Regions from separate parts of the Homo sapiens genome. Here region 1 is linked to region 2. A link is a loop called in an ENCODE intact Hi-C map of the cell type or tissue named here. Cell type or tissue: PC-3. All regions are shown on one strand. Each heading gives the region's core, and the rest is flanking DNA. Links, peaks and the distances in the headings are about the cores only.

Region 1 (12,023 bases), core at 5,002-7,501, 42 kb before region 2:
TCAATTTATGATGGGTATATCAGGACATAACCCCATCGTAAGTCAAGAAGCACCTGGAATTATTAGTCTCAAAACTAGATTCCACCTATATGAGGTACTCAGAGTAGTCAAAATCGTAGCATCAGAAAGTAAAATGGTGACTGCCAGGGGCTGAGGGAGAAGGGATTAGGAAGTTACTTTTTAATGCGTAGTGTTTCCATTTTGCAAGACCCCAAAAAGAGTTCTGGGGGTGGACAGTGATGATGACTGCACAACAATCTGAACGCACTTAATACCACTTAAAATGATTAAGATGGTAAGTTTTATGTTATGTGCATTTTACCACAACTAAAACGTGCACAAAAAAACCTGTACACCAATGTTCATAGCAGCATTATTTATATAATAATCAAAAAGTAGAAATAACCCAAATATCCATCTCTGGATAGATAGAATAAAAAACATGTTACATATATGTAATGAAATATTATCCATCAAGAAAAAGGAATAAAGTAATGATATATGCTACAATCTGGATGAATCTTGAACACATTAACCTAAGTGAAAGAAGGCAGCTACAAAAGGCCACATACTGCATGATTCCACTTACACGAAATGTCCAGACTAGGCAAATCCACAGAGACACAGAGTAGATTAGTGGTTGCAAAGAGGTGGGGAGAGGGATGCTGGGGAAACACAGGTAGAATGGGAGTGACTGCTAATGGGCACAAGGTTTCTTTCTGGGGAAATGGAAATGTTCTAAAATTAGATTGTGTTCCTTGGTGCACAACTCTTTAACAAAAACCCATTGATTGTACCCTTTTTTTTTTTTTTTTGAGACGGAGTCTCGTTCCATCACCCAGGTTTGAGTGCAGCGGCACGATCTCGGCTCACTGCAACCTCCGCCTCCTAGGTTCAAGCAATTCTCCTGCCCTAGCCTCTGGAGTAGCTGGGACTACAGGCAGCCACCACCATGCCTGGCTAATTTTTGCATTTTTAGTAGAGACGGGGTTTCACCATGCTGGCCAAGCTGGTTTTGAACTCCTGACCTCAGGTGATCCACAGGCCTTGGCCTCCCAAAGTGCTGGGATTACAGGCATGAACCACTGCGCCTGGCCTGATTATACATTTTAAACAGGTGAACTTTATGATATGTAACTAATATGTCATCAAAGCTGCGGAAAAAGGATGAAATAAAGACATTTTCAGAAAAGAAAAGTTGATACAATTTGTTTCCAGCAAACTCACACTGAAACAACTGTTACAGGAAGAGGGATGCAATCTCATGGAGAAGACTGGAGGTGCAGGCAGGAATAGGGGAAAACACAAACGTGGACAGACACAAACGTCAACAAGAGGAGGTGGTGGGCTGGACTCCAACCCAAGCCCTGTGCACACCAGCAGAATGCGTGCCTCAGCCCTGCTCTCCCTCCACCAATAGCACTCCGTTTCCTTCCAGCTTGGAGCCTTTGCAGATGTTGTTCCTTCTGCTTGAACTTGATGTTCCCTGCACATTCCACTTTGGTCTTACTCCTACTCATCCTTCAGATTTCAGCTTTCATTCCACTTCCGCAGGAAGACCAATCTGTCCCTTCAGGATGTGTCAAGACCTCCCGCGACATACTATGGGAGACCCTGTGCCTTTTGTTCACAAAACTTACCCATTTTACATGTATACATGTTTGTGTGATTCTTTGATCCATTTCCCCTTTACAGATTCACGCCTGGTTACATTCCCCATACTTTTAATCAATTTTTCCCTTTCCTGGGGAAAAAGATGAAAATAAATTATGACTTAACTATTGTTCTCTAGTGAGTCATGCCAAGATCTGCCTGTACCTTTTTTTAGAAAAATAAGTTTCACATTACTGAAGCAAATGGAATGTGAAATGCTTGCAGAGTTCCTGTGAGAAATCTCTGTTCAAAAATTGTGCCAGCTTGCTGCTTAATGATATTATTATCCTCAAAAGCAGAGGGACTTGACAGCTGTACCCACACCAAAGAGGCGTCAAGACCGGACCTCACTGCAGCCAACCCTTTCTCCCTGAAGGTGTCAAGAGGACTTTCTGCTTTTTTTTTTTTTTTTTTTGAGACGGAGTTTCGCTCTTGTTGCCCAGCCTAGAGTGCAGTGGCGCAACCTCAGCTCACTACAACCTCTGTCTCCTGGGTTCAAGTGATTCTCCTGCCTCAGCCTCCTGGGCAGCTGGGATTACAGGTGCCCACCACCGACCTCAGGTGATCCACTCACCTCTGCCTCCCACCTCCTGCTCTCTGAAGCTGTCATCCACTTGTGTGCAAAACCTTCTCTGTCCTCTTGTCAGAAAGGATAGCGAGGACAGAGAGACAGATCTGCTCTGACATATAAGAGAAAAGAAAGCAAAGAAATCTCATAATCAAAGGGCTGAAACTAGAGAATATTCAGATGCTAAATGACAGAGCTCTAAGTAAAGCAAGAAGGGCGAGTAAAGGAACTTGGCTGGTCAGATTTGAAGTATCTTATTGCCCTGTAGTTACTGTTTGTCTGATGTTTAAAAACTAAAGTAAGGCGTGGCCTAGAGAAAGCCCCTTTCTTGCTAAGTAGGTAAAACTGGAAGACTAACTCCATGAGGAGAGATAACATGTCACCAGCATAGAACAGCTGCATGGTAGTGCTCAATAAATATTGTTAAATGAATGAATGAATGAATGAGCAAATGATCCAGAGGCACTTAGCAGTAACACCTGATAGATGAAACAATCACTTCTTCTTTTTTTTTTTTTTTTTTTTTTTTTTTTTGAGACAGAGTTTCACTCTTGATGCCCAGGCTGGAGTACAATGGCATGATCTTGGCTCACTGCAACCTCCTCCTCCTGGGTTCAAGTGATTCTCCTGCCTCAGCCTCCTGAGTAGCCGGGATTACAGGCACGCACCACCACGCAGGCTAATTTTTTGTATTTTTTTTTTAATTAGAGACAGGGTTTCACCATGTTGGCCAGGCTGGTCTCGAACTCCTGACCTCAGGTGATCCCCCGCCTCAGCCTCCCAAAGTGCTGGGATTACAGGTGTGAGCCACCGTGACCAGCAGAATCACTTCTTAATGATCACCCAACACATTAATGCCTCAAGGACAGACTTCTTTCAAAATCTATGACTCAGCTAGACAATGTCACATTTCTTTAGCCTGAGTTCTTCTTGCCTAGTGTCTTCCTATAAACATCATCTACCCTATAGCCACACAGAGCTGAAGTCTGCTGGGCTTTGCAGACCCCTCGGTTTGGGAGTAAAGGAATATAGAAGCAGAGGAGGCCCCTGCTTAGAGGCCTGGTTTACTTCCCCAGGCTTCCCCTCAGCCGTGGGCAGGGCAGGGACAGTGAGGGCATCTAGAGAGAATGGCAGGCCACAACTTGCTGGGCTGCTTCTTTGCAAGAAAATACCATAGCTTCATTCCAACACTCAGTCAGCCATGAGATAAACAGCATAGTTTATAAGCATATAAATAGTATCTTATATAAACTACACTATTTTTTAGAAACTACCTACATAACAGTTGATTTAGTGGTATTCAGAGTCCCTATAAATGGACAAATTAACTAACTTAGCTAGGCATGCATACAGCTATCCAACACAGTGTATACTCTATATATGCACACATGAGCCTATGTTCACATGGGCCACCTAAGCCTGCACGAACACCCCTGAATACAATTCATGTCTTAGACTGCAAAGCATGACAGCTTTCATAACAGCGACCTGTTTACACATTCATTGAGGTGAATGTTTTCATATGAGATTTGAAAAACATTAGTTTAGACATTTTCAGGTCATTAGACTAAAAAAAAAACTATCAGAGACTTTTACAAAACCATTATTTCAAAAAGAGCTAAGCATCAGACTTCATAGCCTTATTTTAGAAATTCTATTTGCATAATTCTTGGGAAGATACAATATAAATTCACTCTAACGCTGAGGAGTGTCTTGCAAAGAGGCCATCTAACTTGGCAACGTTCAGTCTCTGAGTGAGAGCTATGACTCGTGCTGACTGCTGCACACATATGTGACGAACAGGACACCGAAGCCCTGGGCACAGTTTTGCAAGGGCTGGCTTATTTTTAACTTCATGAGTTTATTGAGGTAATATACTCCATTTTTCTATGCATATATCCCCAAAATACTGCTTCATTTATCTAGAACCCTACATTTATGACTGACATTTCTGCAGCACAGCAGATGTGGAGCTGAATTTGTTTTTGTTTTTGTTTTGTTTTTTCAGTAGGAAATAATGCTCCGAAGCCTATTACCAAGACATAACATCACCACTCTATCCTGGCCCATATAAAATGGGCAGAATCAGGCACTGAGGTTTCATTCTTAGTAAAAAGAGTTTTATGAAACAGTAACAATGATGATGACTTATATGCACAGGGTTTTACCCAGTACAAGGCCCTGTCTTCACAAGGAATCCTTGAGTTGTTGGGTTACTACTCCTTTGTAACAAACGAAAGTGAGGCTTTGAGGATGGACTGTCTGCCCCAACTCCCAGAGCACCCTCCAAGCCCTGCTGCCAGGCAGTGGGTGGGTCTTTCCAAAGAAGCAACAACAATTTCCCAAGACCGTTCGCCCAGCTCAAGTGATGTGCGGATATAACCATCACCTGTACTGACAGAGACTGCCCTACTGGGAATTTTCCATGTGGGGTATGAGAAACACAAATCTGTTTATTTATGCTAAGCAAATGAATTTTAATCAAGCCATAGCTCTATTTCCCTCTGCACCACGGTGCACAGAGTCAAAATGCACTGAGAGCCAAACACCTTCCAGGGATAAGGTCACCTACAGCAGGACAAGATGTCTCTGTGTAGGGCCCCTGGCTTTGGCTGTGCAGGAGCTCAGGCAGAGCGTCTCCCAAGGCTGTGGCTATCAGTTGAACACAAGTCCTTTGGTGCTGAGCTTTAGGTAGTGGCATAATTACAACATCCTTAAACTTTGACCTCTGCTGCCTTCCCTTCACTCAAAGCATATCAACTATGCCATGGAGATCCCAAGTGTAAACACGGTATGGTAAGAATGGCACACTCTGCTCACCCAGCCCTCCTCCCCTTTCCCTCTCCCTTTCTCTTTATGAATATGCGTGTGTGTCATAAAGGAAACAAAGAAAATCCTTATTTTGCTCCAGAATTTACACAACTCAAGGAGATAAAAAGTCTGTTAAGTAAGGAGGTCACAAACATTCTAGAACATAAGGTAACAGACGCTGCAGATTTATCCATAGGCCTCAGGGGATGGTGGCCACCCACGCCCCGGGAGTCACGGCCTGGCCTCCCCTCCCTCGCGACTCTCCCCCACCACCTCTTTGCTCTCAGAGGGCCCACCTGGGGTCAGGCCTGATGCACTGGTAAAAGGCAGCCATCCTCCTGAGTGTGCTGTGAGCCTCCAGCTCTCTCATCCTCCTGGAAGCTAGCAGCAGGGAGAAGAGTGGGCCTCCCTTTCCTCTGAGTGGCCTAGGGCCCACGGGTCACCACTGGTTGCTGATCAAGAGCCCTTGTCCCCATCTCTCACAGAAGTACCCGTGCGCCAGGAGGAAGTGGGGCTTCTGCCAAGCCCAGCCCTCCTGTGCCCCGTGAGCTCCTTGGGCGGGTGCACAGGCACACAGCAGAAAAGGCCGTCTAAGAAACGCAATGCACTTCCGCCTTCCACTCCAAGCCCTGAAGGCCGGGATGGGGGTGGCCTGGCTCTGTAGGGAGTTGGACTCGCCTCCCTGTGATTGGCATCCCCACTGAGTTGCTTGGGCTTTGTTGACTGTGCTCACCATGGAAGCAGGCAAAGGGCAATGGCAGGTGAGGCTGCATTCCCCATCTGAGGAAGGGCAGGGCCCAGGAAGAAAGAGGAATGCTGAGAAAATCGGAAACAGCTTCTGAGCCAGACACACCCAGGCCCAGGGCTCTCCTCTCTCATTCCAGCACCAAAACCACCCGGCCCCTCCTGCCTCGCCTTGATGTCCACTTGCTATCTCAGTGCGAGGGACCCTGTGGGAGGCACGCTCGTCTCTGCGCTGCACACTTGCTCCCCAGTTTCAGTTTTCTTTTTACTTTTCCTTAAAGGCCCATCGTGTTACCTCAGGTCCTTGATATGCTTTGTTAACTGCTTTCCTGGGGCCTTCCCAATGCTCCTTTACCAGGGACCTGCTTGCCCCACTCATTGTTGCACTGATGGGATTTCCAGCCCTCCCCCTGGAGCCCAAACCTGACAGGTGCAGGGGCCACACCCTCCCAAAAATCACCCACTGAGCCTGCCCAGCCGGCTCCCCAGCCACCCCACGTGACACAGCCACTTGCCCTGGTGGCTCCTATCTGATTACCTGCAGCTGCCACTTCAAAATAATAGACTCCTGCAACTGGCATCACAATGCCACCTGACTCAAGTTCCTCCCAAGTCTGATGGCTTGCCAACTGCAACCGGTACAGTCAGCAGTTTCCAGGCAATATCTGGAGTGTTGACAGAGGGCTCTGGGTGGCAGGTGCGATTCTATGTTAGTAAAACTCAGGAACAGGCAGCAGCAAGGGCAACTTCTGAAGATGGTTCTGAAAAAGCCCTAGTTTGCTTTTCTGTTTTCCAAATGGCAACTGTATATAGAATTCTACTCAAATGGCCTACAATTTAATTTTAAAGCACAACGAATACATTTGATGATGACAGAAGAAAGCAGTGAGTTCAGAGGAGAGCTCAGATGATAATCACGCAGTGCGCTGAAGGTAGTTTATATACATTTGCCCTTTGTGCAGCCCACTGTGCTCCTGCCAACGACTTGGCCTTCTCCCAGGGAGAGGGCCAATTAGCTGGTGGAGAGTCCCCTGTATCCTGGGAGGTGGTGCAGGGGCCCCTGCAGCAGAATGGATTATTGAAGGGACAGGGACTGGGCCCCAGGGCTGAGGTCTCTAAGGACTGTCCCAGCCAGCAGCACTCTGCCCAGCAACACGAGCTGGCCAAATCCCACAAGGCCCACAGTGGCAATTCCACCCCATTCGGTGGGCCGGGTTGAGCATGCAGCTTGCCTCTGCTGCTTGCTTTCGCCTGCTCTGGGCATGTGACCTGCCCTCTGTCAGTAGTAGGGCCCCCTCAGGAGCCTCTTCAGCACTCTGTCCCCGTGGAAGCCCAGCATACAGGTCATGCCCAGCACAGAGTGGCCCAATGCCCGAACAAGACATCACTCCACACTGAGACAAAGTCCCCGAAGGGAGGCGCTGTCACATCGTGTGAATGCCCAGGGACCGCGAGATTCGCGAAGAGCAGGGGTAGCAAGACACCTGCAGGCCTTGACACCTCTCACTGCCCCTCCACCGCCTCCCAGCATGCTCTCCACAGCACGGTGCACACATGTTACCTCTCTGCTCAAATTTCAGGAGCAGAAAATTTCAGTTTTCTTTCTTTGCCCTTCTTTGCTGTGCCCAAGCCATACGTTCCCTGAGACATCAGAGAACCAAACGAAAAGGTCAGTGACACCCATGTGCATCTATTAGAATAGAATTTATAAACTGCAACAGAAAATATCTTATGCAAGGACATCTAAGGACTTTGTGATAGGACCTCCTTAGGCCCTGGGCTCATTTTCATTCAGAGGGAAGGAAATGAACATTTATTAAGCACATCTCAGGCCTCATTTAAGGCTCACAACCAGCTATGAGTTAAATGGTCCATTGCTTTTTTTGCAGGTGAGGAAATAGAGGGCCTGAGCAGCTAAGCAACCAGTCCGAGATGACTGAGGCAGTCAGTGGAATGTCCGACCCTGAAATCAAGGCCTGTGCCTCCGCAAGTGTGAGCTCTTCCCCATGATGGCAGCTGCCTCCCAAGAAACCCTGGCAAGGGTCTGAGTGACCAAGCAAGCTACATCCTTTCTGGGCTGGAATCTGGCAGCATGTATCAAAACCTGCTGCTCTAGTAATTTCACTTCTGGGGAATTTGTCCTAAGGAGATAACCCAGCATTCTTATAACAGTGTCCTGGAAACATCCTGAAGGCTCACCAGTAGGAGACATAGGCAGACCAGACACAGCAGCAGGACACAGTCATATGAGGGATGTTATCCAGTCACTAGAAATCATGATACAGGAAAATATTCAGTGACGTGGGACAATACCCACCATACATTGCAATGGGGGGAAAATCAGCTATGACAGACTGCTAAGAGTATGCAATAGCAAAGTCAGGGAATCAACCTGAGTGTCCATCAACAAATGACTGGATAAAGAAAATGTGGTGCATGTACACCACGGAATATTACACCGCCATAAAAAAGAATGAAATCATGTCCTTTCCAGCAACACAGATGGAGCTGGGGGCATTATCCTAAGTGAAACAACTCAGAATCAGAAAATCCAATACCAGGCTGGACGTGGTGGCTCATGCCTGTAATCCCAGCACTTTGGGAGGCCGAGGTGGGTGGATTACTTGAGATCAGGAGTTCAAGACCAGCCTGGCCAACACCGTCTCCACTAAAAATACAAAAATTAGCCGGGCGTGGTGGCACATGCCTGTAATCCCAGCTACTAGGGAGGCTGAGGCAAGAGAATTGCTTGAACCCTGGAGGAGGAGGTTGCAGTGAGCTGAGATCGCACCACTGCACTCCAGTCTGGGTGACAGAGTGAGACTCTGTCTCAAAAGAAAAGAAAAGACCACATGTTCTCACTTATAAGTGGGAGCTAAACAAGGAGTACACATGGAGATAAAGATGGAAACAATAGACAATGGGGACTTCAAAAGGGGGAGGGTGGAAAATTATTTATTGGGTACAATGTGGACTATTTGGGTGATGGGAACACTAGAAGCCCAAACCTCGCCATTATATTATAAAATATATCCATGCAAAAAACCTGCACTTGTACCCCCAGAGTAAAAAAATTAAAACTAAATAAAATAAAAGTGAGAATGTATCCCCGTCATTTGAAGAGCTTGCTCATCAGGATTTTGCTTCAGTAAGCCTGGGCTGCAGCCCGAGATGCTTGCATTTCTAACAAGCTCCCAGGTGATGCTGACGATGCTGCCCGTGGACCTTCCTTTGATGAGTATGACGTGTACAAAATGATGTATGCAGTAAGAACCCGTTTTTATTTTCGTAAAGCTCTTAGTGCACAGAATAAATAAAGGAAGGATCACAAAATGATGTGAACTGACGTTATCTGTGGGTCATGGAATGATGTTCATTTTAAACTGTCTCGTGCTTTTTCACGCTTCCTAAGTTTTCTGACTTCGCATGCATTTTGTTCATAATTAGAAGAAGCTCCAATAGTTTCTTTTAAAGACAAGGCAGTGTGATGTAAATAGACTGGGATTTGGGGCCGAGGATTTGGAGTTAAGTTACTTCCCTCTCTGAGGCTCAGTTTCCTAACTTGGAAACCTCATACCTCAGCGGTTGTGAGAATTGAAGCAGATCCTACGTGTAAGTTTCTATGCAGTGCCTAGCACACAGAAGGAACCCTCGATGTCAGGACCTACCTTCTCCACTGCTGGGAACAAGATCTCATGTCTATGAGGGGCAATTTCTGTCTTTTTCACAAAGTACTTTTGCACCGGCTCCCTTGTTTGTCTCCACATCATCTCTGTGACAGAGGCAGGAAGAGAAGCTATCGCTGTAGAACTTGAGAGCAACCAAGCTGCCCAAGGCCACAAGGCAAGTCAGCACGGGTGCCTAGAACCTCTGTCCCCAGAACACAGCTTCCCTTCTGGGCTCCACTACCTCTAATGTAGCAATGCACAACCCACACACAGGGACCACAGTGGCTGAGCTCTGACCCCAGGGTGGGAACAGATCCACTGCTGAACTGGCCTGGGACAGGGATACAGAACTGGAGTCCCTCTGGGCCTGCCAGGAAATAGGCGAGAGGATCCCCCACATGATGTGCCACTTAGCCCACCGCCCCTCTAAGAGGAACCCTCACCCACTCATGGGGATTTACAAACATTACAACGTGCTTTTCCTCACGGAATATTTTGAACATCTAGTCTGTTGAAATAACTCCACAATTGGCTGGGCGTGGTGGCTCATGCCTGGAATCCCAGCACTTTGGGAAGCCAAGGGAGGCAGATCACCTGAGGTCAGGAATTCCAGACCAGCCTGGCCAACATGGAGAAACCCCATCTCTACTAAAAATACAAAAATTAGTTGGGCGTGGTGGCACATGCCTGTAATCCCAGCTACTCAGGTGGCTGAGGTACAACAATTGCTTGAACCCAGGAGGCAGAGGTTGCAGTGAGCTGAGATTGTGCCACTGCACTCCAGCCTGGGTGACTGAGTGAGACTCTGTCTCAAAAATAAAAAAAAGAAATAATTCCGCAAGACAAGTTTGCTACTGGTAAGTTCTTTTCAGCTGCAAAGGCAGTCAACCAATTATAGCCCCAAAGCCCAATTGAGCACTTAAATTACTTAGATCTATTGTTAACAATGATCAGAAACGAGTTAGGTAACTTCAGAATCTTCCCTTTGCTGTGTGTTGTTCAGGGTGAACTTTTATAAGTGGTACCTGCCACAGATACGTTCTTTTCTCGCTTAATACCCCAAAGTGATGCTATATAGAACCCAACAGCCATCATAGATTACATTGATCCCTGATCAAAATCGAAACAGGAAACCGCAGCTGCAGCTCATGTTGCCCCCCTGATGGTTTCTCACAGTTCCTTCCAGGTGGACATGGCTCTGTGGGAACACCAGAGTGAAACCTGAGGGCTATGCCCTAGCCGGGAGTCAGGAGGCTCCGCACGGGCTGCTGGGCAGAATCATTGCACCTTGCGCCTCGTGGGGCCAGTCTCCCTCCGCATGCCTGGATGCACCCCTCCCAGTGTCCAGGAGGCAAAGAATAGTCATTGGAGAACTTGTTCTTAAAGATGGGACCTGTGTGGTGACCTCCTCCACGGCCTCCAAAAATCCACACTGTGGAACAACAAGGGACTGCAGAATCTCTGGAAGGTTTTTGGGCAAGGAATGGTGACAGAACCAGTGGTTCCTTCTGTTCTGGTCTTGGGCCAGCCCAGTATTGTCATCATCTGTCACCCCACCACCCCACCATTAGAGGTAGCCCAAGGCACAGGGGACAAATGCTGGTGTTTCTACAAAGAAAGTCCCATCCTCGTTACTGATCACTTCATGCTGTTTCCAAGGGTGTCACAAACACAGACCCTCGGCTCATGAAGGCAACCTAGGCTCACCCCGATTCTGTTCCTCTGGCCATCTCCAAGGAAAGCAAGATGTCCTCCCCAAAACAACCCCACTGTAGCAATGCCCCCGACAAGGCCTGCTACACAATTTGTTCTTCACTTCCCTCCCACCTGGAGCCCATGTACTGCGTGCAGAACAAACACAGTCTGCATAATAAGCATCTTATGAGATCAAACCACATTCGCAGGAATGCCTTGCAAACATCACCTCCCAAAGTGCCGTCACTCTGTACAACCGCCTAAGTTAAGCACCTCACTGTCAGGGGCAGGCACGGCCCCCCGCCCATGTACACCACGAGTCACAGAAGAGAGTGTGGTCGGGCCCTTCACTCAGCACATGAAGACGCAGCTCAGAGAAAGATTTGGCTGCTGGCTCAGGTTTTCACAGTCACCTAGTGGGAAAGGCACAACCAGATGCCTGGCCTCCTAACTGCCACTTCCCTGTGCTTCTTCACACAAGACAGGCCACCGCTAGTCAGCTCAGCAAATTAGCAACTCCCAGCTGTGTCATCTCAGACACTGTGCTCCTCACCGACATCTGTCACATCTGTCAGTCGCTCTGTATGGGTGTGATGAGACAGGCCACTGCAATCTCTGACAGAGGGAAGAAGGAAAGTCCCAGTTGACAGACAGCAAGAGAGAACAGAGCAAGCCTGGGACAGTGGGCTGTCACCCGACATTCTATCAGCTGGTGGTCTGGGCAGAAGAACCGCACTCAGGATCCTTGTGGCCTGACACGTAAGACATGCAGACATAAATGATTCAACACAGGGGCATCATGAATTACTGGGAAATAACCCATTACAAGAGACTAAGAAAATAGGCTTCAGCACGAAGGACAGAAATACATGTTCCATACAGAG
Region 2 (12,023 bases), core at 3,987-6,486:
CCCAGCTACTCAGGAGGCTGAGGCAGGAGAATCGCTTGAACCCAGGAGGCGGAGGTTGCGGTGAGCCAAGATCGCGCCATTGCACTGCAGCCTAGGCGACAACAGTGAAACTCCATCTCAGGAAACAAAACAAAACAAAACAAAACAAAAACTCTTAGTCTCCCAGCACAATGTGACTGTGTGACTTCCAGGTTGTGCTTAGCTCACCATCCTCCCCACAATGTCCTGGCCAGTAGTTGTTCTCTGCCGAGCCTCAAAGAGTTGTTCCCTGTGCAAATGCAGCTTAGCATTTGGCCAAGACTCAAGATCACTTTGAAGACTTCTGAAGTCCCTTCTCTGCTCAGAACCCTCCTCTCCACTACCATCCCCGCAAGTTCCAGCTGCCTGCACTCTGATCTCGGTTTCTTGTGCTCAGCTCTCTGGTGGCCTCTGCTTCCCTTGTACCTTGGTTTTGAAGGCACTCCCAGACAGAAAGCCAGAGTGAATGTGGGGCTTGACTCACATGCTTCCAGTTGGACCAAAGACCTGCACTGAGTGTTGTTCCATTCTCGAAAACAGTTCCTTCATGCATTCTGTCCAATATCACAATTGCTTGGGAAAGAAGAGTAAGTCTGATATTCATTATGCCATCATGTCTGGGATTGGAAGTCTGATTACATTTTAAAAGGTGACTCTGGTTGCTGCATAGAAGAAACTGCCAGGTGAACTACATACACTAAGACCAGATGAAAAAGGGTGATGAGGGAGTATTTCTTGAAGCAGAAAACCTAATGTTTCTGCACGTGTTAAACATCTCTGCAAATTTTGCAAGGCATCAGGAGTAAAACGTGTACCTTCAATAAACCCATGGGAATAGAAGGCCAGTTTTCATCTCCGACGTCAGGTAGAACATGCAGTTTTGAAGCTGGAATGGGAGGATCTCACCTCATGGTTTTTCTGGCCCAGCCCAGCCACTCCGTAGCAGGAGCTGCCAGTACCCTGGAGCTCCTTTCATGTTCAAAGCTGTAACCAGTAGACGGACTGGCTGTCTCAACTGGGAGGCAAGCCACAAGAACAGAAGAGCCTAAATGTGTGGCCTAGAGAGAGCTCCGAGGTCACCCTCAGGTAGGGCATCTCTTCCAGACAATTCCAAAATCTCAGCTGTGGGACAGGAATGGGTCCCACACCGCCTCTCTTGCACATGCCATTCCATGTCAACCCTCCAGCAAAAGTTATTTACCTGGCAAATGCCTGCCCTGTCCCTGCAGTGAGTAGTCTGGCAGGGGAGAGGCTAGCCATCCTTCCTGGCCACACAGCTGGATGGCTCCACAGTTTCTCCCATCCCACAGCCTGTGGATAGCCTGTCGACCCAACAGCTTGGAAGTGAACAGAAAGATTTTATCAGCCCAAACAAAAACCCAAAGCCAAACTCACTCTATTGCTGCAAATGCCTATCAGGCAGATAAACTCCATTAAGGTCTGTCCCCTCCCTTCCCTGGTACAAGCTGCCACTTGCCCTGGACAACAGACCAAGGCTCGGGTTTCCAAGGTGGCTTACAGTCCAATGACCTTCCCCTCTCTGGTGTTGCCTCCATCAGTGGTGCAACGACATTCAGAGTCTACCGAAGGCTGGGACCTACACTTGGGAAGTGGAGTGAGCCTCACAATTTCCACTAAAAGTCCATCTGTACAGAAATAAATTTCATTCATACCTCATCTGTTTTCTCTCAGCCTAGCCAGAGTCCCTATATTTATTTGTATCAGTAAATTTGCACAGCCAGAATAATCCTAAAGGTTCAGAGGTCTACACACGGAAAAAGCCCACTGCCCCAAACTTGTCTTGCCCAGCCCCGTGTTTAAAAGCTTCATGCAAACACTGAGAGTACAGGATGTATAAATGCGTCCTGAGTTTAAGCCTCACACAGTGAATCAGCATCTCAGCAGCTCTGCTTCCTCTGAGACTCTGGGGAGGTTTCTTCAGTGAAAATTCAGAAGAGATTGGCAGAAAGCTGTCAAGCGATTGCTATGTATGGTTTCTCTGCACATCAGGAGATTCATGAGCCCTAGATAGCAACAGCAGATTCTTAACTGTCCCTTATGATATTTGCATTTGATTCCCAGTGCTTCTCAAGGGGAACTTATTTGTTCACAAAATTGCTTTCTTTATTTTGGTTCAACTTGCTTCTGGTTTACACATAAAAACTGCGATGTCACTGCTGTAACTTATAAGAAGGGGTGAGCAGGTTCAGGAAAACCCTTATTACAAATCTGAGAAAGCAGTTATGATTACGAGATAAGGATGCAATCCCAGGGGAGGTTCTAAATGTTTCCATGTAATCTGGACCCAAGCAACCGTCGTCAAACCACTGTTCATGAAATCTGTGGGTGCAAACAAATTGAGCTGTCAGGCTGCAGGACGCGAGCAAACACTGGCCAGGCAAATGGCATTTCCTCCCTCCAGCACATTTCTGCTGCTGACCCGCCTGCTCTAAGGCCCACTGAAACCTGACACCCAGACCAGCTGGCCTCTCCAGGGAACGGGCCTGGCACCAAACGCTCCATCTGTTAGCACACCTCAAGCCACCTGGCCACTTTGCTCTTTTTCCCTGGTTCCCTTACAGGCAGGAGAATCTTGTTCCTCTGCCACCTGTAAACTCACAGAGCCTGTCTCGAGGTACAAAGCCCATAAGTGAGAGTGGCAGAGGGCCAGCAGAGTAGCTACGGAAGCCAACAACAAAAGGAATGGGTAGCGGGGCTTGGGCCGCTTTCAAAAAGGGGAAACTTAATTCTGAAGCAGGAAATGGCTGCATTTTGCCCCGATTCCCACCCCTCCGGATTAGTACATCATGAGTAGTCAGTAACGCCATCTCTCCCACATCGCACTTTCCCTATAACTTGGCACCACTTCCCACCTCGGAAGGATGGCTCTGTCTCCTCCTCCAGCTGCTCCTACCTGCAGGAAGCCGATTTCAGAGACCTCTTACCAAGGGGGCTGTGAGCTGGGATGCACCCTCAGGCAGGACCTCCCACTTCCCCATTGAGAAGAGGAGACTGTCTCACCTCTGAAAACTAAGAAGCTCCTTGAGGCCAGGTGTGGTGGCTCACACCTGTAATCCCAGCACTTTGGGAGGCCAAGGCGGGTGAATCACCTGAGGCCAGGAGTTCGAGACCAGCCTGACCAACGTGGTGAAACCCCGTCTCTACTAAAAATACAAAAAATTAGCTGGGCATGGTGGTGCATGCCTGTAATCCCAGCTACTTGGGAGGCTGAAGCAGGAGAATCACTTGAACCTGGGAGGTGGAGGTTGCAGTGAGCCAAGATCACGTCACTACACTCCAGCCTGGGCAACACAGCAAGACTCTGTCTCAAAATAAATAAATAAATAAATAAATAAATAAATAAATAAATAAATAATGCTCCTTGTTTCCCAGCCACTGTTTTGAGGATCCCCCAAAACCAGAGTCTGCTCTGCTCACAATGACAACCGTTTCTACAAAAGAAGGAGGAGCCTCAAAGCCGAGAGAGTGGGAGTTGGAGTGTTCCCTCCCTCCACACCCACCTGCCATCAGAGCTCAGGGTTGCAGTTCACCAGGCCTAGCTCCATTCACCTGCTGGTGGCCTCGGCCAGGGTTTGCCCTGACAGGGCCCATTTCCTTTTCTGCAAAGTGGAGCCAATAATGTGGTGCCTCCTCTTACGGGTGACAGGAGGATTAAATGAGGCGATGTAAATAAGGTGTTGAGCTCAAGGTTGCAGGGAATTACCACTCAGTAAAAGAGGGGCTGTTCTGGGCTTAGCTTCCAGTGAGTTTGCTGGGCACAGAGAATCAGAAAGATCTAAGACACCTTTATTTTTAAAGGGAGGCTGAGAAGTTGTCAGCAGCACATCCTGGTAGGACAGTGCCAAGCATCGGGGGAGCAGCAGGCACCTGGGTGAGGTGCCGAACTGAGAGGTGAGAGACCCCCACGCCCGTGCTCCTGCTCTCGTCACAGGCACACCCCTCTTCTGCTTTCTGGGCCTCAAGTATCTCGTCCTTAAAAGGGGCATATGAATTCTGGCCCTGCCTCCCTCATAGTGGACGGGGGCTCAAGCGAGACTGCTGGGTGCACACTGGGCCTTGCAAAGAACAGAGGCTACATCAGTGGGAGGGTTTCTCCAGATGTGTGAGACCCTTTGCACAATGCCTCCGGGGCTGGTACCGGCAGAGGGATGTGGACAGGGTCGGAGTCCACAGCACTTAGCAAGGGGCCTCCACATGCCACGGATTACATCAGGCTCCGCAGGGACAAGGCTGAGGGCAGCAAGGTCCCCGCTCTCAGACTCTCACAGTTGAGAATTTCCCACTTCGTGTGCCAGGCCCAGTTGTCATCCAACACGCGTTGTCCAAAGATCAAAGAGAAGGACCAGATCCCAGTCAGGGGTGCCAGTGCCAGGAAGGGAGGCGCCTGAAGGACAGTGTGCTCCCAAGCCCACCTGAAGGAGCTGGTGGGTGGCCCCTTATCAATGCTCTGCAGCCAGCCCACCCTGATTTTGTGAACCCGAATGCTGGTGACCAAGGACAGGTCAGGGCAGAAACCATCTGGCTTAGCCTCCAAGCTGGGCCACCCCGAGAACCTGAGGGTGTTTTGTTTTCCTCCCAGTCTGCGGTGCTCACAAAATTAAACCCACGGAAACCCCAAACGTACCAATCTCTGCTCCGTGTGTGTTTCGCATATGGCTACGGGAAACCCACAAAGGTAACATGATGTGCCCATACCACATACCACAGCCTCTAGAGATGTGTTTTTCTAGAACAATGCTGACACGCTTGTGATTAAATATTTTACTGTTCCATCTAGCTGACTCATTTGGTGGTGACACAAGTGCCTGACCCCTCCACACCCCTGGGAGGCACAAAACCCACCCTGCATTTTGCCCTAATGAGCAGAGAGTGACAAGTGCTGCTCCCCTGTTTTCTGGTGTGACAACCACTGGCGTCCTGGGCAGCATACCTGTGCCAGAGTTTAGAATGAGCAGGAAAGGCGCAAGGGCAAATAAAACATTTTGCAATATATTAAAGTACCTGTGCTAACAATTCTCTGCCTTTTAACAAAAAGGCAGTTCGCAAAGAGTGAAAGAACACCAGTCAGGAGGCGATGCATTGTCTGGTACTGGCTCTGCCTGCCTGGGTGTGCTGGGGGTAGGTGAAGGCACTGAGCCAGCCGTCTCTGCTAGACTGTGAGCAGTGAGCTCGGTGATGCTCACACCTGTCTGCCACTCGATCCCCAGGCATGACCTGGCCACACCCATGCAGGGTCCATGTTTGTCTCCGGCAGGCGGGGGTCACACCAGCTGCGGCTTTGCAAGGCCTGGTCCTTTGACCCTCTGCTCATCTATGATCGGGCTTGTGCTCAGCTCACAGCAGGCTTTCCCTGAATGCCCTGAGGTCTATGACAGCTCCTGAGAGCCGACCCCCACTGTGGTTGAGGGTGCTGACTCTCAGCCCCCGCCTGGCACAGCCTCCCCCTCCCCATTGCAGCCTTGCTGAAACGCAGCTGAGCTAATTCTGGGCTCCCTGCCACCCGCACAAGCCCACGCTGCACATGCTCTGACTCACGGCTGAGGCGTCCAGAAGCAGGGATGGGAAGGAAGGCTGCTGCCAGGCACCCACTTGGCATCAGTCAATGGCCAGGGGTCCGTCCTTGGGCCTGACGGTGGAATCCGGGGGTGGATCTGAGACCTCTATCCGCTTTCATCAAATCATACTGGCAGTAGCTAAGCCCACATTTTAAAGCCAGTGAATTTCTTGAGACATGCAGCCATATACTCATAGCACACAATCATGGAGTTAAAACCTGGAATTAAAAATTAAACCTGTTACTCTTTATCACTGAGACCTATTTCAGCATGTGGCAAATTCTTACACTACCGCCACATTTCCCAAACATAAAAACCATTTGATCAGAAAAGAAGGGAGATAATTTGCCTCCAGAAGTTCAATGCAATCTTATTTGAAAACCTTTTCCTGAAGACCTACTATGTGCTCTCCCTCTGAGTATGCCAGAACCTAAGGTGCCATCCCCACCCTTGAGAATCCTCAGTCTGTGCAGGAGGCAGACAGGCATGTCTGTAACCCACTTGTAAAGGAAGTGTGTGGAGTGCTGTCTAGAGGGAAGCCACATGAGAACGGTCACCTCTGTCGGGGGGTGGGAAGGGAAGAGAGCTGGCAAAGCTACTCAGGGTGGTCCGTGGGCAGTCAGCCAGCGGGGCAGGTCCCTGGGCAGAGAGGACACAGGTGTGAGGCCTGTGGTAGGGGAGTGCTTGGGGAACAGGGAGTACAAGACTGGAGCCTGTGGGGAGTGTGGGGAAGGGCTCAGACACAAGAAGCACTGTGGTCAGACTGGGAAGGACCCACGGGGCTGGCTGGGAGGAGATAGATTGGAGGGTGCAGGCAGAGGGCCAAGCCGATGGACTCACCCAGGAGTCCCTTAGTCACTCAGGACCACACCTCCCACCCAAAGGCAAGTCTGGGCATCTGAGGAGTCACGGAAAGCATGGTCTTCGGGAGCAGAAAGCCCTAGCAAATGTACATGGCTGTGCAAGTGACCTACACGCTCTGAGCCTCCCCAGTCGTTAGAATGAAGATTCAGGCAATCCTTTTCTTGCAGGGTTGTTTACAGGATGCAATCAGCTAAGCTATGTGAGAGCCCTGGCAAGGCACCTGGCCTGGGGCAGGTGATCCTGCAGCAACCCAGTAGGATGAGATGGGGAGAATATAAAGCCAGCTTCAGACCCAACTCCATGGTTTACGCTTTATGCGCAGCCCTAGGACCTGGGGAGGTCCTGAATGCATGGAAGCCTCGGCTGCCTCCCTCCCAGAATGGGCATTGTATGTGCCCTGTTGAAAGGCTAAGCAATCACCTCTGCAATGCAGGCTTTCAGCATCATCTGGCCAGTAAGAGGCTGGCTGCCTGCCCATGCCCCTCTCATGACTAGGAGCCAGGAAGCCGAGGCAGGAGCCAGGTAGGGGGAGGAGGCAGGAGCCCCAAGGACCCAGGTGACTGTGTTGGTGAAGCTCTTCACTTCAGAGGTAATTGTAATTGCAGACATGGGAAGGGGCCCTTGAGCAACTCGCAGGGTCCTGCTGGCCCAGCTCCCAGCCCCCCACAGCAAGGAGCACCACCTCCTCACAGGCCTGTTTCCTGGGCTGGACCCTACCCCCTCACTCCCTCCACCCTCCCCTCAAGGTTGGGGCCCAAGCCTGAGCCCACAGCATGAGGAGGAGCCCTGCAGTAGCTTCCAGCAGAGCCTGCAGCCCTCACCCAGACATCAGGTTACGGAAGTTGAGTCCTGTCCCCGCTGAGGTGGGGGGCTCTAAGATTACATGGCTGGATATGGGCCAGGACAGCTTACTGTTAGTTTCCATCCTCTTCAAGGGAGACTTTTTTAAAGACAGGAGCTTGCGCAGGGCACAGAGGAGCTCTGTCCCCTGCCCCCCACCAGCCTTCGCCTGCTTCTGGGGAGCCGGCTGGCGACCTCATGGAGCTTCACGCTGGCCCCACAACTGGGGCTCTCCTGCCAACAGACCCCTCCATCAGTGTCTCTGCTGAACGTGGGGACATGGACTGAGGCCTGAGGCTGGGCGGCTCCGGGCACAGGTCCACTAGCACTCCTCCAGAGGGAGTCCCTGGGCAGCCAGCCTCTCTTCCTCCTGTGCCCGGTTAGACAGCACCATCCCAGGACTCCAGGCCCCTGAGAGAGAAGAAGGGGAAGGCTGCTCCCAGAGCAGGGCCCAGCCCCAGGAGATGCTGTTTGCAGTTGGAGGGTGTCCAGTGGGCAAAGAGGTGCTGTCCAGAGTCCCCGGGTCTAGAAGACCCAGGGTCTTGGCACCAGCCTCTGTTCACAGTCACAGGTCCCTGCCAGTATGAGTGGTTTTGAGGGGGTTGGCAAAGGCTGCTCAAAGTAGAGAAATAATGAGGGGAGGAAGGTCGACCAGGACAGGACTGGGTCCAACTCATGCTTGGAGTGATAAGAGAAGGCAGAAAAGGACATCACGTGCCAGACCTGAGGAGACTCAGGCTCAGAGACAAGGGGGCACAGAGTGCTGGAGAGGTGCTGGCCACCTGCCCCTTTCTACACGGAACAGCACAGGCTAAGTCCTCCCTTTCAGCCCTGGAGGCAGTGCCAGGAGCTGACCGGAGCAGGTATCATAGCAGTTTCTTTTCTGAGTGTGTGGGAGGCACCTCCTGGAACCCTCAGAGATGAGTGGGGCAAGGCACAGGGCAGGGAGCAGGCCATGGGACCATAGGGACCAGGGATGCCCGGGGACTGGTGGAACATGACTTGCTGTGGAGCCCTGGAGGAGCTGCCTGGGTCTGTGCTAATCCAAGAGACAGGGAGACCTCATGAAAGTCACCTAGATCACAGAGGGACAGCCATCAGCTCTGCCAGGTGAAGGACGAGAGCCACAGAGTGATGGTAGGGGCTGCACTGGGCAGGCAAAGAGGGGACTGCTCTTCAGAGAGGGTGGGCTGCCTGCTGGGGGTGGGGGAAATAGCTGTGAGCCACACATAGGTGTAGGCAAGGGCATGAGTGACACGTGGAAGTTAGGCAACACCAACTTCGGACAAGACATCAAGCTTTCTCCAACTCTCCCACCGAGGCAAGGCACAAAGGCAATTACTAAGCACATCCGCTGACCACCACTAAACCTCCTGGCACCCAAATCAAAGCTCTGACCATGAGGACATGCTTTCTAGGCAGCTTGAGTGTTTCAAGGCATGGCCAAGCCTTGTGTTTGACGAATGACAGCCCAGGTGCCCACTGGGCTGGCCGGGCCATTGCCCTCAGGGTCACTGGGCCAGGCCTGAGGAACTGTCCCAAACTTACAGAGACAGACGGATGGCACAGATCCAAACTCCCAGGACCCTAGCCAATCTCTGGGCATGCTTACAAAAAGGGGAGACTTTCCTAATTATCAAGTGATTCATTGGATTAGAAAAACTGTACTATGCCCACACAATGTAATACTTCGTAGCAACAGAAAGGAAGAAACCACTGACACACACAACTACATGGATGAATCACAAAATAATCATGGGCTGGAAGAAGCCAAAAAGCGCACGATTCCATTTAAGCCAAATCCTAGGAAACAGTGTGAACTGAGTAATAGGGATAGAGAGTGGACCAGGGGTTGCCCTACAGGGGATCTGGGGAGGGATTATGGACGTGCATGAGGAATTTTGGGGAAGATGGGTACGTGCACTATCTTGATCATGGTGTTGGTTTCACAGGTATATACATATATCAAGATGTATGAAACTGTGCACTTTAAATGTGTGCAGATTATATGTCAATGATACCTCAATAAAGCTGTTTTTTTTAAAAAATGCTGATTATAAAAATATAGAAAGATATGAAATCTCCCATAATTCTATCACAGCTAACCAGAAATCTCATTTTTATATGTTTCCTTCCAGTCTTTTCCCTACTCCCACACATAAATATCATTTTTTTTAATGTAGGATACAACCTCTCTTTTTAAAAAGTTTTATTATCCTGAATTTTTTTTCTTCTTTTTAATTTTAAAAGTTCTATGCACCCTGGGAAGAGGAGGTGAAGACAGCAGCTCCCCAGAGAAGGGGTGAGAGGCCAGGAGAGGAGCGAGTCCCTGAGTGGGGGCATGGACACAGGGCAGAGCAGCTGCCTGTTGCCCTGAGCAAGAGCCTACCCGGGGTCAGCACCTGTCCTTCGGTATACTTCACCCAAACCATCTCCTTTGCTAAACTGAGCCTAAATGACAGTACTTTGCACCCAGTATCTGCTCAATCAGAATTTACTAAAGGGAATCTGAATGAAATGAAGCTGAGCCTGCCCTCCAACACATCCTGCACCTTCTGTCTCCTATCTTGGCACTGGCCCCTGCCTCTTCCCCATGGGCCTTCTTCTCCCTCCGGCTCGGCCCACTATCCTTCCTGCCTTCTTCATTTAGCCTTAGATCATGAAGTTCCCTCATTCCCTTGTGACTAAGCATCCTTTAGAAATGTTCCTAAGGGCCTCACTGCACTCCGGCAGACGAATGACTCATTCCCCATCATTGGATGTTCAAATTCCTTCCAAATCTGCACCTTTATATGTAACATTGTGATGAACATCCTTGCATAGGAATTTTGGACTGCAGATTTAATTGTTTCCTTGGGATAAATTCCTAGAAATGGAATCCCCAGGATAAAGGGAGGAATTCTTTTAAAGGGTTTGAGACATCCTGCCAAACTGCTTGGCAGAAAGCTTGCAGCTTCCTCTCCCAAGGCATATGAGAGTCCTTGCCAAACACTTTCACATGCATTGAGTACCATCGTTCACAAAAACAAACAAACAAAAGCAAAGCACACCACAAATTTGTCAATTTAATAGCAAAAAATAGTATCTTACTTTAATAGGCACCTACTTGATTAATGTAAGATTGACTTTCTCACACTTACTGACATTTATTTCTCCTTTTACGAGCAAATTCCTTTTTAAAAATGTGTATACATTTAAAGGGTACAAGCACAATTTTGTTACATGGATATATTGTGTAGTGAAGTCTGGGCTTTTAGTGTAACCATCACCCAAACATTGTACCCAGTAGGTAGTTGCTCATCTCTCACCCATTAATCCTTCCCAGTTGTCAATGTCTATCATTCCACGCTCTATGTCCATGTATACGCATTATTTCGCTCTCATTTATAAGTGAGAACATGGGGTATTTTGTCTTTCTAAGTTATTTCACTTAAGATAATGGCCTCCAGTTCCATTCATGTTGCTGGAAAAGATATGCTTTCATCCTTTTTATGGCTGAATAGTATTCCACTGTGTATATATATCACATTTTCTTTGTCCAATCATCCATTAATGGACACTTAGGTTGATTCCATATCTTTGCTATTGTGAACTGTGCTGTGATGAACATAAAAGTGCAGGTATCTTTTTAAAATAATGATTCCTTTTCCTTAGGGTAGATACCCAGCAGTAGGATTACTGAATTGGATGGTAGTTCTATTTTCAGTTCTTTGAGAAATCTCCACACTGTTTTCCATACAGCTTGTACTAATTTACTTTCCCACCAACAGTGTAGAAGTGGCTGGGTGCAGTGGCTCAGACCTGTAATCCTAGCACTTTGGGAGGCCAATGCGGGTGGATCGCTTGAGTTCAGGAGTTCGAGACCAGCCTGGCCAACATGACAAAACCCTGACTCTACTAAAAATACAAAAATTAGCCAGACATGGTGGTACATGTCTGTAATCCCGGCTTCTTGGGAGGCTGAGGCCCAGGCTGAGAATTGTTTGAACCTGGGAGGTGGATGTTGCAGTGAGACGAGATCACGCCATTGCACTCCAGCCTGGGCGACAGAGCAAGATGTTGTCTACCAAAAAAAAAAAAAAAAAAAAAAAAAAAGAGTTCCCTTTTCTCCTCATCCATGCCAACTGTTATTTTTTTGTCTTTTTATAATAGCCATCCTTTCTGCTATAAGATGATATCTCATTGTGCTTTTAATTTGCATTTCTCTAATGATTAGTGATGTTGAGCATTTTTTCATATGCTTGTTGATCATTCGTGTGTCTTCTTTTGAAAAAATGTCTATTCATGTCCTTTGCCCATGTTTTAATGGGATTTTGTGTGGGTTTGTTGAGTTGTTAAGTTCCTGGTAAATTCTGGATATTAGTCCCCTATTGGATACATAGTTTGTAAATATTTTCTTCCATTCTGCAGGTTGTCTGTTCTCTCTGTTGATTGCTTCTTTTGCTGTGCAGAAGCTTTTTCATTTAAGTCTCATTTGTCTATTTTTGTTTTTGTTGGATGTACTTTTGAGGTCTTAGACATGAATTCTTTGCCTAGATCAATGATCAGAAGAGTTTCCCCTAGGTTTTCTTCTAGTGTTTTTACAGTTTCAGGTCTTACATTTGAGTCTTTAATCCATTTTGAGTTGATTTTGTATATGGTGATAGATAGGGGTTCCAGTTTCATTCTTCTCCATATGGCAATCCAATTTTCTCAGCACCATTTATTGAAAGGGGTGTCCATTTT

The links. Peaks named below come from ENCODE experiments on the same cell type or tissue, not always from the same donor. Only the 100,000 strongest peaks of a DNase experiment are listed, where the experiment ranks them.
Region 1: a loop joins it to region 2, with 2.1 times the contacts of the local background. A loop is called at or near these places in 9 of 110 quality-filtered maps.

Annotation. Positions count from the first base shown.
Region 1 is chr2:98,863,750-98,875,772 of GRCh38, forward strand. All of the region lies in intron 1 of CRACDL (CRACD like), which reads right to left. Among named protein-coding and RNA genes, the nearest start is that of CRACDL, 66 kb to the right of the region's middle. RefSeq lists enhancers at 5,761-6,368, 11,613-11,662, 11,983-12,023. In PC-3, for the core only: no CTCF peak of the experiment used is centred there; a DNase peak (open chromatin) is centred at 6,382; H3K27ac peaks cover 1,255 bases.
Region 2 is chr2:98,907,174-98,919,196 of GRCh38, forward strand. The region is part of intron 1 of CRACDL (CRACD like); the gene reads right to left. Among named protein-coding and RNA genes, the nearest start is that of CRACDL, 23 kb to the right of the region's middle. RefSeq lists enhancers at 2,487-2,986, 5,401-5,984 and a silencer at 9,953-10,247. In PC-3, for the core only: no CTCF peak of the experiment used is centred there; DNase peaks (open chromatin) are centred at 5,528 and 6,428; H3K4me3 peaks cover 781 bases; H3K27ac peaks cover 2,260 bases.